Linked DNA regions of Homo sapiens: region 1 is linked to region 2. Evidence: chromatin contacts called from ENCODE POLR2A ChIA-PET data. All regions are on one chromosome and are shown on one strand. Each heading gives the region's core, a stretch centred on a gene start or an enhancer-like site at or near the end of the contact. The rest is flanking DNA. Distances are from core to core; before and after follow the strand shown.

What was found. ChIA-PET counts read pairs that join two places held with the same protein, here RNA polymerase II (POLR2A).
Region 1: POLR2A ChIA-PET joins it to region 2 with 10 read pairs in activated T-cell. The contact joins two enhancer-like sites. POLR2A ChIA-PET finds 5 or more read pairs at or near these places in 2 of 52 experiments (activated CD4-positive, alpha-beta T cell and activated T-cell).

The regions. Positions count from the first base shown.
Region 1 is chr1:31,005,789-31,012,536 of GRCh38, reverse strand. PUM1 (pumilio RNA binding family member 1) reads left to right here. Exons shown (of 22, transcript NM_001020658.2): 4 at 5,435-5,543; 5 at 6,506-6,684. Among named protein-coding and RNA genes, the nearest start is that of SNORD103C, 41 kb to the right of the region's middle. RefSeq lists an enhancer at 2,439-2,568. Within about 2 kb of position 2,241, at least 2 of the 41 ENCODE cell types and tissues checked have a DNase peak (open chromatin) inside an H3K27ac peak, as active enhancers do.
Region 2 is chr1:28,999,621-29,006,344 of GRCh38, reverse strand. The region is part of intron 4 of EPB41 (erythrocyte membrane protein band 4.1); the gene reads right to left. Among named protein-coding and RNA genes, the nearest start is that of EPB41, 88 kb to the right of the region's middle. RefSeq lists a silencer at 2,494-2,788. Within about 2 kb of position 3,429, at least 2 of the 41 ENCODE cell types and tissues checked have a DNase peak (open chromatin) inside an H3K27ac peak, as active enhancers do.

The DNA.
Region 1 (6,748 bases), core at 992-3,491, 2.0 Mb before region 2:
TTTATTTTATAAACTTACGATTCAGGGTGGGATAAACAGTGTACGTGTGTGTGTTTCTCCCAGAGATTTGAGAGCACACACTATTGGTGGGGCAGTTAGGAATTCCACTTAATGTTTCATTACAAGAAAGAGTACAAGGTCTATTTATTTTATTGCTGGGGATGATAGGACTCCCCAAGTCATGGTTCTCAGTTTGTAGATCTTGAAATGGACTGTTATTACTAATTCAGATGACTGGGTTGCGATATTGACCCCACACTAACCAGAACAACAAGAGGCTAATGTATGAAAACCAAAATGCAGTCTGCTGATTTTTTTTTTTTAAGGAAAAAAAACAACTCTTAGATGGACAAGGATGGTTGTGTTTGGTGATTGGCATGGTTGGCTATAGGAGGAAGCCAGTTCTTTAAGAAGGTGGCTTGGTAAGCAGAGTTGGAGCCAGGGAGATTACTTGGGTGTTTTTAGTGTCCAGTGTAATTAAGCTACTATCTAACCAGATGCATTAATTGCTTTGATAAGAATAGGCTTCTTTGTGCATCATATGCCCTGCCCTTAAATGTGTCACCTGGATAATACTGGCTACATCTGATTCCTTGGGTCTCTTTTGCTTTTGTTGGACCAATTCCTAATTCCTGTTATCTTCTTTTGGAATTGTCACATCATTTAATCCTCTTACTGCTAAGTTATTCTTTAAAACAAACTCTACATCTCTCTTGTGATCTGTTACTTTTCGCCTTGTCAAAAAAACTAGTCTTTATTTCCAGATTCTTGATGGGGTGGATAGGAACTATCTTTTCATAGGTTGGATGCATTTACATTTTTGGTTATTGTGTGTTAAGTGAAGATTTGGCAACTGCTGGTATTTATGCCAGTGGGTTGGCAAACTAGGATATTTTACCCAACGCTGTGGATGATGTTACCTCCAGAGAGCTTACTGTTGAATTTGAAATTGTACTTGGATAACACATTATCATTTGGTTTTATAATTCAGTAGTTTCTAACTCCTTTTAATATGATCAGATTTGAACAGTTAGGTATCTTTTAGCTGACTGTTGAATATAAGTGATTGCTACTAATTCTCAGTAAGCTCAACATGTCTAAATTGATTTGATTTTGCCGAGTTAAAAAAGCCAGTCTTTTACTTTTTTTCAATTGAAAAGGATTTTAGTTTCATCACTTACATTTAAATATTAGAAATGGAACAAGAAGTGTTTCTTGAAAACAGACTCCTAAAGAAGTGTTTCAAATATACAAAAATACTTCCACATATTCACAACAGTGTTATTGCTGCTTAACAAATCACCCTAAAATTTAGTGGCTTAAAACAGCACAGTGTGTGTGTGTGTGTGTGTGTGTGTGTGTGTGTGTGTGTATTTTAAGAGATAGGGTCTCACTCTGTTGCCCAGGCAGGAGTGCAGTAGTGTAATCGTAGCTCACTGCAGCTTCAAACCTCTGGGCTCAAGGAGTCTTCCCACCTCAGCCTCCTGAGTAGCTGGGACTGCAGGGGTGTGCCACCACTCCGGACTGATTTTTAAAAAGTCTTTTGTAAAGCTAGAGTCTCGCTATGTTGGTTGCTAAGTCTGATCTTAGACTCCTGGCCTCACCCTTAGAAAGCACTGGGATTACAGGTGTAAGCCACCACGCCCTGCCTAAAACAAGACAGTTGTTTAAGCCTCATAGTTGCTATAGGTTAGGAACCTAGGCATGACTTTCCTGAGTCATCTGCTTCAGGGTCCTTCACAAGCTGCAGTCATGATTTCAACTTTGGCTGCATTCATCTCAAAGCTTGCTTGGAGAAAGGTCTGTCTCAAACTTGCTTGGAGAAAGGTCTGTTTCCAAACTCACTCATGTGGTATCAACCATCAGAATCCATTCTTTGCTGGTTGTTGGACGGAGGATCTCAGTTCTTAATTGTGTGTAAATGACCCAGGGCAGAGGCAGAGTTCAGTGGGAAGCTGCGGAGCAACAGCTTTGTATATGTAGCTGTTGTCCAGAGATGTCTCTCTCTTGGCTTCATGTGGCGTCTGTATAGGGCAGCTCACAACATAGCAGCAGTCATCATCAGAGTAAGCAATCAGGACAATAGATAGAAGAGGACAAGCAAGATGGAAATCACAGCTTTTGTAACATCTTGAAAGGAACATCCCATGACTTGTCTTATGTTATTTCTTAGAGGCATGTCATAGGTCTAGCCCACAGTCAGGGGAAGGGGATTACTCAGGGTATGAGTACTTGTAAGTGAAGATCATTAAGAGTCATTTCAGATGCTGCTAACCACAGCAGTTGAGTATAGACGCATATGTTTTGGAGGAAAGGGAGAAAGACTGAGTAAGATTCAGAGACTTTTAAGAGCTTTGCTAATTTTGCTTCTGTCTTTGCCCAAGCACCTTGGTTCAGTCTTTTGCTTTCTTTTTTTTTTGCCATAGTGGCAAAAACCACACTTTTGCACCAACCTAATAGCACTTTGCTTCATGTTTGCTGTATTGTTGTTTCCTTTTGAGAGAATTTACCCTGAAAATAGCCTCGCTTATGTGTTCACCTGCTTCTCCTGGCTTTGCACATTATGACAGCCTGGTATACTATCATGAAAGGTGACAGGATCCCAGAACTGATTTTTGAAGCCTTGAGCTGAAAGGCTGCTGCTTTCTGTAAGCAATTTTACAAATTATGGATAAGACTATATTTACATATGGAGGCTGGTACTTTTGGAAACTGTTCCTTGAGGTGTTTTTTTTTGTTTCTGTTTTTGTTTTTTTTTTTTTTTTTTTTGAGACAGAGTCTTGCTCTCTTGCCCAGGCTGGAGTACAGTGGCGTGATCTTGGCTCATTGCAACCTCTGCGTCCCTGGTTCAAGCAATTCTTGTGCCTCAGCCTCCCGAGTAGCTGGGACTATAGATGTACACCACCATACGCAGCTAATTTTTGAGTTTTTTAGTAGAGACGGGGATCTTGCCATGTTGGCCATTCTAGTCTCGAACTCCTGACCTCAGGTGATTCACCTGCCTCAGCCTCCCAAGGTGCTGGGATTACAGGCGTGAGCCACCATGCTGGGCCCTGTTCCTTGAGTTTTAAATAAACATTTACAAGTTTCTGTGAGGAATGAACTCTTAAAACATTTAAAGGACAAGAATGGTTTTGATCACCTTAGCGTTCTTTGCACTGTTATGTGGAGCATAAAACAAGTGAGACCCTCCTTAGGCTGACATTCTTTCTTCTGGAATACAAAAGAGTAGTTGCTTTTGCTTTGCACAAAATACGGGAGAAAAAAAATCAGAATTTTAATTGGAGAAAGGGTATAACCAATGAGGAAAGAAATTTTATTTGTAATCTTCGGACAGGATTTTTTTTTTTTTTGAAGATGGAGTCTCGCTCTGTTGCCCAGGCTGGAGTTCAGTGGCATGATCTTAGCTCACCGCACCCTCCCACTCCTGGGTTCAAGCTAGTCTCCTGCCGCAGCCTCCTGAGGAGCTGGGACTACAGGCACACACCACCACGCCCGGCCAATTTTTTTTTTTTTTTTGTATTTTTAGTAAAGACAGGGTTTCGCTGTGTTAGCCAGGATGGTCTTGATCTCCTGACCTTGTGATGCTCCTGCCTTGGCCTCCCAAAGTGCTAGGATTATAGGTGTGAGCCACCGCGCCCGGCCTTGCAGGGGACAGGACATTTTTGAGACTAAAAGGAGAAAAATAAGTTTAAAAATAATTATTGAATTGTCCTTTGCATAGTTTACATTAATTTTCAGTATCCCCTCTGTGACCTGGTTTGACCGCTGTTTTGCCTAGGTGTGATGTTTTTGAATACATTATTGAGAACCTGTTGTGCTAGGCACTCATCAACAATATTTCTAATCATCACAGCAACTTGAACGATATTTTCTTCATCAATAAAAAGAGAATGAGGTTCAGGGCAGTTTAGTAAGATTTCCTAGGGCACTTCAAAGTTGTCCAGTTTAGTGCTTCCCGACCCTAATGCTACCCTCGATCGGGGCTCTTTCCCATTTTACCCTGATCCTCACCCTCCCCCAAATGCCCTTAGGGTAATAAGTGGTACACCAGGAAGACTGCTACTTATAACTGTTCATTTTCAAGGAAACTTAGGTATCTGTGCAATTAAATACCAGACAAATGTTTTTTTTTTTTCTCAATCTTGTTTAATTAGTAAACAACAAATTAGGTCCTTAAGAGCAAAATGTATGGCAAACTGCTTTGGTCCAGGCAGTAACCCAAGTCCATGAGATAGATTATAGAGCCACTTAAAGGTAGATGAAAATTATGCCGAGAAACCCAGAAATTAGATTTGGGAAGCAGAGATTTATTTTAGTGAGAGCAGAGTTTAATTATTTTTCCATTATCATTGGGTTATGGGTTAAATGGGAAAGTTAAACCTTTATCGTCAAGGAGAGGAAATGTTTTGTGCTTTCTGGTTTTTTATTGTGTTCTTCTGAGAAATTCAACTCTCCAGGTATTTTTGTGCTCAAAAATGGTGGTTAAATACTATCTCAAACATCTTAGTTTCCTGTGTAATAGCAGTTGAAAACATAATTAGAGGAAATAAGAGGGGGCATTTTAGTCAGTAAAGCTGATGACCAGAACCAAGAATGATAGAGTTCTGTGGAATTTTACTTTGTAAGCCTGGTCACTGGTGCTTTGATCTTATGCAAAACTGTACTGTGTCTTGCTTGAAGGGTACTTTGCATTTTTTTGTTGAAGCTAGTATAAACTTCTCATGTTGGCTTATGGCCAGCGATCCCTGTTTCTCTGAAGCATGGAGTGATTTGTGAAGTCACTTTAATGGCATTACCAAGTATTGTTAAAAAATTAATGGAGGTTAGAAGATTTTATTTCCCTTCCAGTAATGAAGGAATAGCTTTTCTGTCCTTCCAAAATCTTGGAATAGGTTAGTGTTGTGGTTGGGAAGTATTTTGGTTAATGGAGTCTCTGTGTATAAAGGAAGTGAATTTTGCCTCTGGCATTCCATAGCTGAGGTTCATAGCTGGTTCATGCTCCAGCTTGAGTAACTTTGTCTGGTAGTTAGTACACGTATAGAGAGAAGTGTTTTAATAGTTGTAAATACTTTCTTTTTCAGTAAGAGTCCACTTAGTAGTTAGCTAATAGGGTCACTGTTAGTTCCCTTCCCCACTCCTTAAAAATCTTGGCATGGGTTAAGCGAGTAATTCTAGATATTTAAGTTCAGCCTCTATTGGATGGTTTGATCAGTGTCCCCACCCCTGCCCCCCACCTTGCCTTAGGCCTCTCTGTGACTTTTACCAAATATATAGCAGTGTTCTGACCACAGTTGTGTAGTTGGAACACTTTAATTAAAGACCTTCAGGGCACGTGAGCATCTTCAGTACCCTTGTCTAAAAGAAAGTGTTGACTGCTGTACTTTCATCCTTTATGAATTCTTTAAAAGCATCTATTATTTTTAATTTGCAGCAGCTCTTGCCAGGTAAAAAGTTTTGGGAAACAGATGAATCCAGCAAAGATGGACCAAAAGGAATATTCCTGGGTGATCAATGGCGAGACAGTGCCTGGGGAACATCAGGTAATCTAGATCTAGCATCTGTACTGTGATTTATGCCTGTCTTAGAGCTCCTTTCCTCAGCAATTGGCAAGTCATGAATTTTACATCAGTGACATAAGCATGTCAAGCAGTGTCCTCTCCTGTAGTATAATTGCCATTAAGGAGCTTATATGATGTAATTTATTAAAACATAATTAACACAAAATCATATCTTCAATATTTTTTGAAGTGCTAGCCACAGGGGAATGGTCTTATTTGAAACGACCATAATTTCAGCTGTAACGTTTTGTTCTGTACTGCTGTCAGCATACTTGGAATTAGAAAATCCACACCTGCCATTTGAAGTTCATGTTTCTTTTTCTCCCCTTGCCCTTGTGTACCGTGTATGGAATGATCTATCTTTAAACGTGATTGGGACCAAATCAAGTCACTGGGCATGGACATTCTTCTGGCATACTACCCCTGAAGAGGGATGGGGAGAACTTATAGAGGCAGACACACTGACAGCAGAAAAAGTGACAGATGATAGGGAGGAAGGAGACAGAAAACCCAAAAGCCAATGTCGTGTATTACAGTACAACGTAAGCATGGAACCTCATGATGACAGTGAATTATCAGAAAAGAACAAATTATATTGTTTTTAAAAAGGGCAGTAAAATCATATTTTGTTTTAGTAATACTAATAAAATATATTAAAAAGAAATCCTTTTACTTATAAAGGGGTAAAAATTTTATCCACTCAGCTAGTTAAACCAGATAAGCTAGATAAACTGTTGTATTCCTCTGCTATCCTGGATAAATGAGGAGTGTGTTCCATTTCCTTAGCTTATGTTGAATATCATACAGTGAGGGACATGATAGGAGGTTTTGGCTCAACTGACCATGGCAAGTTTCCTGATTCCATTGGTTATCCATGAGACATCACTCATAATTTGTTTGAGCCTCTGGCTGCACTGTATCATGCTTGTGTATCTTTTTTGTAGATCATTCAGTTTCCCAGCCAATCATGGTGCAGAGAAGACCTGGTCAGAGTTTCCATGTGAACAGTGAGGTCAATTCTGTACTGTCCCCACGATCGGAGAGTGGGGGACTAGGCGTTAGCATGGTGGAGTATGTGTTGAGCTCATCCCCGGGCGATTCCTGTCTAAGAAAAGGAGGATTTGTAAGTTGGCTTGAGGAACTTGTTCCTATCTCTCTCTCTCTCTCTCTCTCTCTCTCTCTCTTTT
Region 2 (6,724 bases), core at 2,180-4,679:
GAATGGCGTGAACCCGGGAGGCGGAGCTTGCAGTGAGCCAAGATCAAGCCACTGCACTCCAGCCTAGGCGACAGAGCGAGACTCCGTCTCAAAAAAAAAAAAAAAAAAAATTCTTTGGGATGTATATGTACGATTTACACCTTTCTTGTGTTATGTTAAGCTAATATGCAGTAAGGCAATAGAGAATAATATATGCAAACCAATTTCTCAAAGAGTATGGTTACAGCATAGAAGAAAGGGTTAGAGCTAGAGGAAAAAAGCAGGATCTTCAGATGTCCCCTAAAATAGTAATTCTGAATAATCTAGTTCTATTTGAATATTTTCAGTGGTATGGATTCTTTTTGAAGAGTCCATTTTATCAATCATATCCTGAGAATTAAATATATTAACACTTTAAGCAGAATTTAAGCTTGTGCATTAAAAAGAATTATATTCCTTCTCTGGCTTAAAAAACAACTTTCCAAATAATATAGAGATGAAGAGCAGCAATATCCTGATATAGATCTTCATTCATTTGGCTAAAGTATTACCCGTCTCCTATGGGTTCTTCTTTCAAAACACCTTCTTACAAGTGGTTTCTTCTACTTGGAATACTCTCTCCCTCCTTCTTCATCTGGAAGATTCCTGACTGTCTCTTATAATTCATATCTGTTATTATCTTCTCCAGAAAACCCCTTCTGACTCCCCATCCATGTGGGTGTCCATCTTACTGCTATTGCCTAGTCAGTCTGGGAGCTCCATGAGGAAAGAGACTGTCTTTTATAGCTCTGCCCAGCACAAGGCAGATACTATTTGAATAATAAATGTTTATGAATGAATGAACAAAGAATAGATGAATGACGCTACTGAAGTAAACCAGGATAGATTAATAAAGTTTCAACTACAGAAATGGCATTTAAAGAGGTAAAATGAATAGGAGCAGACATTGTTTGGATGTGTATCCCCACCCAAATCTCATGTCAAATTGTAATCCCTAGTGTTGGAGGTGGGGCTTGGTGGGAGATGACTGGATCATGGGGGTAGATTTCCCCCTTTGGTGTTGTTCTCATGATAAGAGTTCTCACAAGATCTGGTTGTTTCAAAGTACATAGCATCCCACCCCCTCTTCCTCCTGCTCTGGCCATGTAAGATGTGCCAGCTTCCCCATAGTCTTCTGCCATGATTCTAAGTTTCCTGAGGCCTCCCCAGAAGCTGATGCCACCATGCTTCTTATACAGCCTGCAGAACCATGAGCCAATTAAACCTCCTTTCTTTATAGATATTTCTTTATAGCAGTGCAAGAACAGACTAACACCTTTCATATCTTCGGCAGCATTTACAACCTTAGGTCATAATGTTTTAAAAAAAAGAACTCCATTCCCCGAGTTAGTCATCAGCTACCCTTATATGGAGGTCCTAAAACCCCCACGCATACACATAAGAGATTTATACAAATCCTTGTCTTTTGAGGTAAAAGACTTTTGTACAGCTCCAGAAGTCTATCTGTCTTAACTCAAGGAATAACCTTATTTATGCTGCTGTTAGGATGTTGACTTCAAATCACTGCTCCAAGTTATGTTATAGAAACTCTAGAGCACAGGTAATTCTAGGTCTCATTCTTTAAGTACTAAGTTAAAACACAAAAAATAAGAAACAAAACCCCAAAAAACCACATTTAAATTCATTAGAGGTGTTGACCCAAATCTCTGTAGCAAAAGACAAGATAACAAATGCAGCCTCCCTACTCTGCAAGTATATTTACAAAATTCCCCTTCGTCTTTCTAATTTGCCAGACAATAAAGATACAACCATGACTGCCACTTGCCTTCAAGGCCAGTCATGAATCAATGAGAATCAATCCTTTCAGATGACTATAAACTAAATTACTCATACTCTTTATTTAATAGTCACTCCATTGGTGTTTGCTCTTTGCCTGTGAAGGTGAGCAAAAGACTTCTGTTTGACTGATGATCTTTTCAGACTGATTATCTGACTCTAAAGGTAAGAAAATTCATCCACACAGAAAATGGATGGAAAAAGACAATGACTATATACCATTGAATTGCATGTAGTCCTAATTTAAAATTCTCATTATTTACCAGAAGAGCACAAGTTTTCTGCTTAGAGATGAAATTTGGAGGGAGATGGAATTAATGTAAGTGACTTCTCTCCCAAGGAAAAAATCCTTGATCCATTAATAAATAATTATAAGCAGGAATAAAATATAGGAAGCAACTATTTAACTGACAATTTTGATTCATAGTGGCAACAAATCTCTCACAGAACTATAGAAGTTTGCTTCTGGGCTGGGCGCAGTGGCTCATGCCTGTAATTCCAGCACTTTGCGAGGCAAGGCAGTTGGATCACCTGAGGCCAGGAGTTCAAGACCAGCCTGACCAACATGGTGAAACTCTGTCTATACTAAAAATACAAAAATTAGCTGGCTGTGGTGGTGGGCGCCTGTAATCCCAGCTACTTAGGAGGCTGAGGCGTGAGAATCGCTGGAACCTGGGAGGTGGAGGTTGCAGTGAACTAAGATGGCACCACTGCACTCCAGCCTGAAAGAAAAAGAAGTTTGCTTCTTACCGCTTTTCCACTTGTCTTGCCAGACCCTAGCAATAGGCCCATTATCACGCAGTCAGTAGGAAAAGGGAACAAGCAAGCCACTCCATATGAGGGAAAACTTTCCTCCCTGCTAAATGTACTCAATTGTCTACAAACAAAGCACAAAGCTCTTAATGACAGAAGTTACATATACAAAGGACAAATCTTTACATATACAAAAAGAAGACACCAGAGAATGGAAAGAACAGAAAACAGTTGTCTCTCATTGTATTATGGCTCACATTTTTTTTCTACAACATAAACTAATTCTGTAGAGGAAACAAAAAAACTACAGATGAAATGTAAAAATCAAGGAAAGGAGTAAAAAGCTAAAGAAGAAAATAACTTAGGAAGGGGCAGCAGGCAAGGAGCTACAGGAGTAAACTGACTGTGCAACTAGAGGATGTCACTCTGCCTTTACTCACTCTGTCACGCTGTGCTTCAGTTTCCTCATCTATAAAATGGGGGGATGAGCCCCCAGAGCCTGTATAGCTCTATTACCTTCTGTATTTTCAGAATGGCGGAAAACTTAGATGACCATGATTTACTATGAACTTTACTGATTCAATCATTTCACAAATATCTGTGTACTTCTAGAGAAGGTCTTATCTAGAAATTTGGCTTATTGACAGTACATATACATGGACTGATAGTGTTAAACAAAAATTATGGAAGGCCATTGTTTTGGTCTAAGCTTCTTCACTGGCTCCAACAGATCAGGCCAAACAAAAATGGAGTCACTCATACTAAATACCACATAATCAAACTGAAACCTAAAGGAAGTGGGTAGATGCTAAACAGACCAGTTTTTCCTGAAAACAGGAGATTCCAGTCTACCTGAGTCAGTTTAACAAGAAAGTCCTCTCTGCTTTAGCATTTAGAAGAAAAGTAACTTGATGTAAACTAATCAGCTTTTTCCTATTACTTGGTTTCCTTATTCCTACCTTACAAAACCCACTGTTCTGCCATTGCTTATTGGGAGCCCTCATTCTATTTTGTAGAATGAAGGCTGCCTAATACATGAATCACAAATAAAAGCCAATTAGATCTTTAACTAAATTTGTTGTGATTTTATCTTTTTCCAATAGCTAAAATAAAGCCATATAGTCTTGCCAAATACAATCAATTTTAAGTAAAAGATACACTGTTCTTTTGTACATCCTACCTAAGAACAGGTAGAATATTCAACCCGAAGGATGCTCCAGAATGCATCTCTAGATTATGACACATAAATCTTTTCTTTTAAAGCCAAGGCCTTGATTAATTGGTAATTTCATTTTAAAACAATAATACTATCTTTTTTTTTTTTTTGAGGTAGGGTCTTATCCCTGTCACCCAGGCAAGTGCAGTGGTGTACTCATGGCTCACTGCAGCCTCACCTTCCCAGGCTCAGGTTATCCTCCCACCTCAACCTACCGAGTAGCTGGGACTAGAGGTATGTGCCACCACACTCAGTTACTATTTTTTCATTTTTGGTAGAGACAGGGTTTCACTAGTCTCAAAACTCCTGGGCTCAAGTGATCCACTTGCTTCTACATCCCAAAGTGCTGGAATTACAGGTATGAGCTACCATGCCCAGCCAATAATACTATCATAATAATAATGATAACACCTTATTTTTATTGAATGCTTACTACATGTCAAGCATGATTCTACATGCTTTCATACAGATTATCTCATTATCATTCCCATTTTACCAATGAGAAAACAGAAGGACAAGTAACTTATCTAACTTGCAACTAGTATGTGGCAAAGCTAGTCTCTCAAGTGTAACAATATGTCTCACTCTTTCAATAAACATTTGTTGAATGCCTACCACATTCAGCCCAGGCAATATGCTAAATTAACATTCTTTAGGAAATCAGTCTGGTAAAAAATAGACGTGGGCCCAGAACAATAGATGAAAATCAACCCACACCAAGATATATAATTGTAAACTCTCAACTTCGTAAGGACAAGAAAAAAGAAAAGATCATACTCGCTTGATTGTGTAAAGGAGGAGGGAGACGAACAAAAGTCATACAAAAGATCAAAAATCAAAATGGCTCTGGCCTTTTCAAGAGCAACACTGGAAACTAGAAGACAATGAAGCAATGCCTTCAAAATTCTGAAGGCAAATAATTTCAAGCCTAAAATCCTATACCCAACAAAATTCAAAATCAAATGAGAAGGCAGAATAAAGCCATCTTTTCAGACATGTAATGTCTCAAAAACGATTACATCCCATGTACCATTTCTGAGGAGTAGCACTCTATCAAAACACAAAGAAAACCAAGGAAAAAGGAAACAGGAGAAACATCACAGGAAAGAGGCAAAGCACATCCCCAGGATGATAGTGATGGGAGATACCAGGGACAGCTGTATATAAAACAGACTGTGATACCCATCCAGACTAGACAACTGTGACTTAAGAGACAGCATGATTTTTTTTTGAGACGGGATCTCGCTCTGTTTCCCAAGCTGGAGTGCAATGGCGTGACCTCGGCTCCCTGCGACCTCTGCCTCCTGGGTTCAAGCGATTCTCATGCCTCAGCCTCCCGCATAGCTGGGATTACAGGCATGTGCCACCATGCCTGGCTAATTTTTGTATTTTCAGTAGAGATGTGGTTTCACAATGTTGGCCAGGCTGGTTACGAACTCAGGTGATCCACCCAGTTCAGCCTCCCAAAGTGCTGGGATTACAGGCATGAGCCACCACACCCAGCCAAGAGACAGCATATTAAGGAAGGCCTGCCATCACTAAGGTGTTTTTGCTACTGTACTGACCCTTTAACTTGACAATCCTAAGATGAATCTTCCCCAGATTCATTTTTGTACAAGATTTACCTGGGCCATGTGCTAATGAAGTTCCTACTTTCCCTTCCATGCTCTGCTTCTTAGATCAGCTAAGGACTCTCGTTTTAATTAAAAATAAAAATTAAAAAAAAAAAACAACACTCTGTTTTGACTTACTTCTGAGCTGGAGGTTTACCATGATAAACTTAGAAGCATAAAATATAGAGTAGCCCATTCCCTTTGACAATGTTCCCGCTGGATGTCCTATAAGAACCTGGTCCATACAGACCTGTCGATGCCCTGACTATGATAAGGCCAATTTTTCCCAGGATTCACTTGCCCACTGACTTCCCCAGTAGGGGCTCTTATAAACTATCAGGGAAGTTGAAGCCAGATTATGATTCAGAGGTACCAATTTTTCTTTTCCAAAAATACTTACAGGGAAATAATGCCCTTTTCTTACACAGCCAGGTTTGTACTTTGTTATTAAGCTTTTATATTAAGCACTTTTAACAACACTTTACACATAAATATATAGGTGAACATAAATAAAGCAATTTAACATTTGCTCATTAAAAACTAATTACGGTTGGGTGCAGTGACTCACGCCTGTAATCCCAGCACTTTGGGAGGCCAAGGCGGGTGAATCGCCTGAGGTCAGGAGTTCGAGACCAGCCTGGCCAATATGGTGAAACCCCATCTCTACTAAAAATACAAAAAATTAGACAGGCATGGTGATGCATGCCTGTAATCCCAGCTACTTGGGAGGCTGAGGCAGGAGAATTGCTTGAGCCCAGGAGGTGGAGATTGCAGTGAGCAGAGATCACACCATTGCACTCCATACTGGGTGACAAGAGTGAAGCTCCATCTCAAACAAACAAAAACTAATTACAATAGTGGCAAGGCATAGTGGGTCATGCCTGTAATTTAGCACTTTGGGAGGCTGAGGCAGGAGGATTGCTTGAGCCCAGGAGTTCAAGACCAGCTTGAGCAACATAGTGAGGCCCTGTCTCTACAAAATATAAAAGTTTAAAAATTGGCCAAGCATGGTGGTGCGTGCCTGTGGTCCCAGCTACTTAGAAGACTGAGGTGGGAGGATCGATTGAGCCCGGAAAGCAGAGACTGCAGTGAGCCAAGATCGCACCACTGCACTCTAGCATAGGCAACAGAGTGAGACTCTGTCTCAAAAAAAAAAGTGAAAACCACTATAAAGAAAATAAACTTGGTGACAGGACAGAATATAAATCCCAACAATGGTGAAAAGTTTTCAGTGTAACTGAAAATTTTTGTCCCAACGTGGGCCCTAGAAGCTCAACTGTAAGCAGAAATTATTTCTTCTGCTGAATGGCTTTAGATGAGCCAGCTT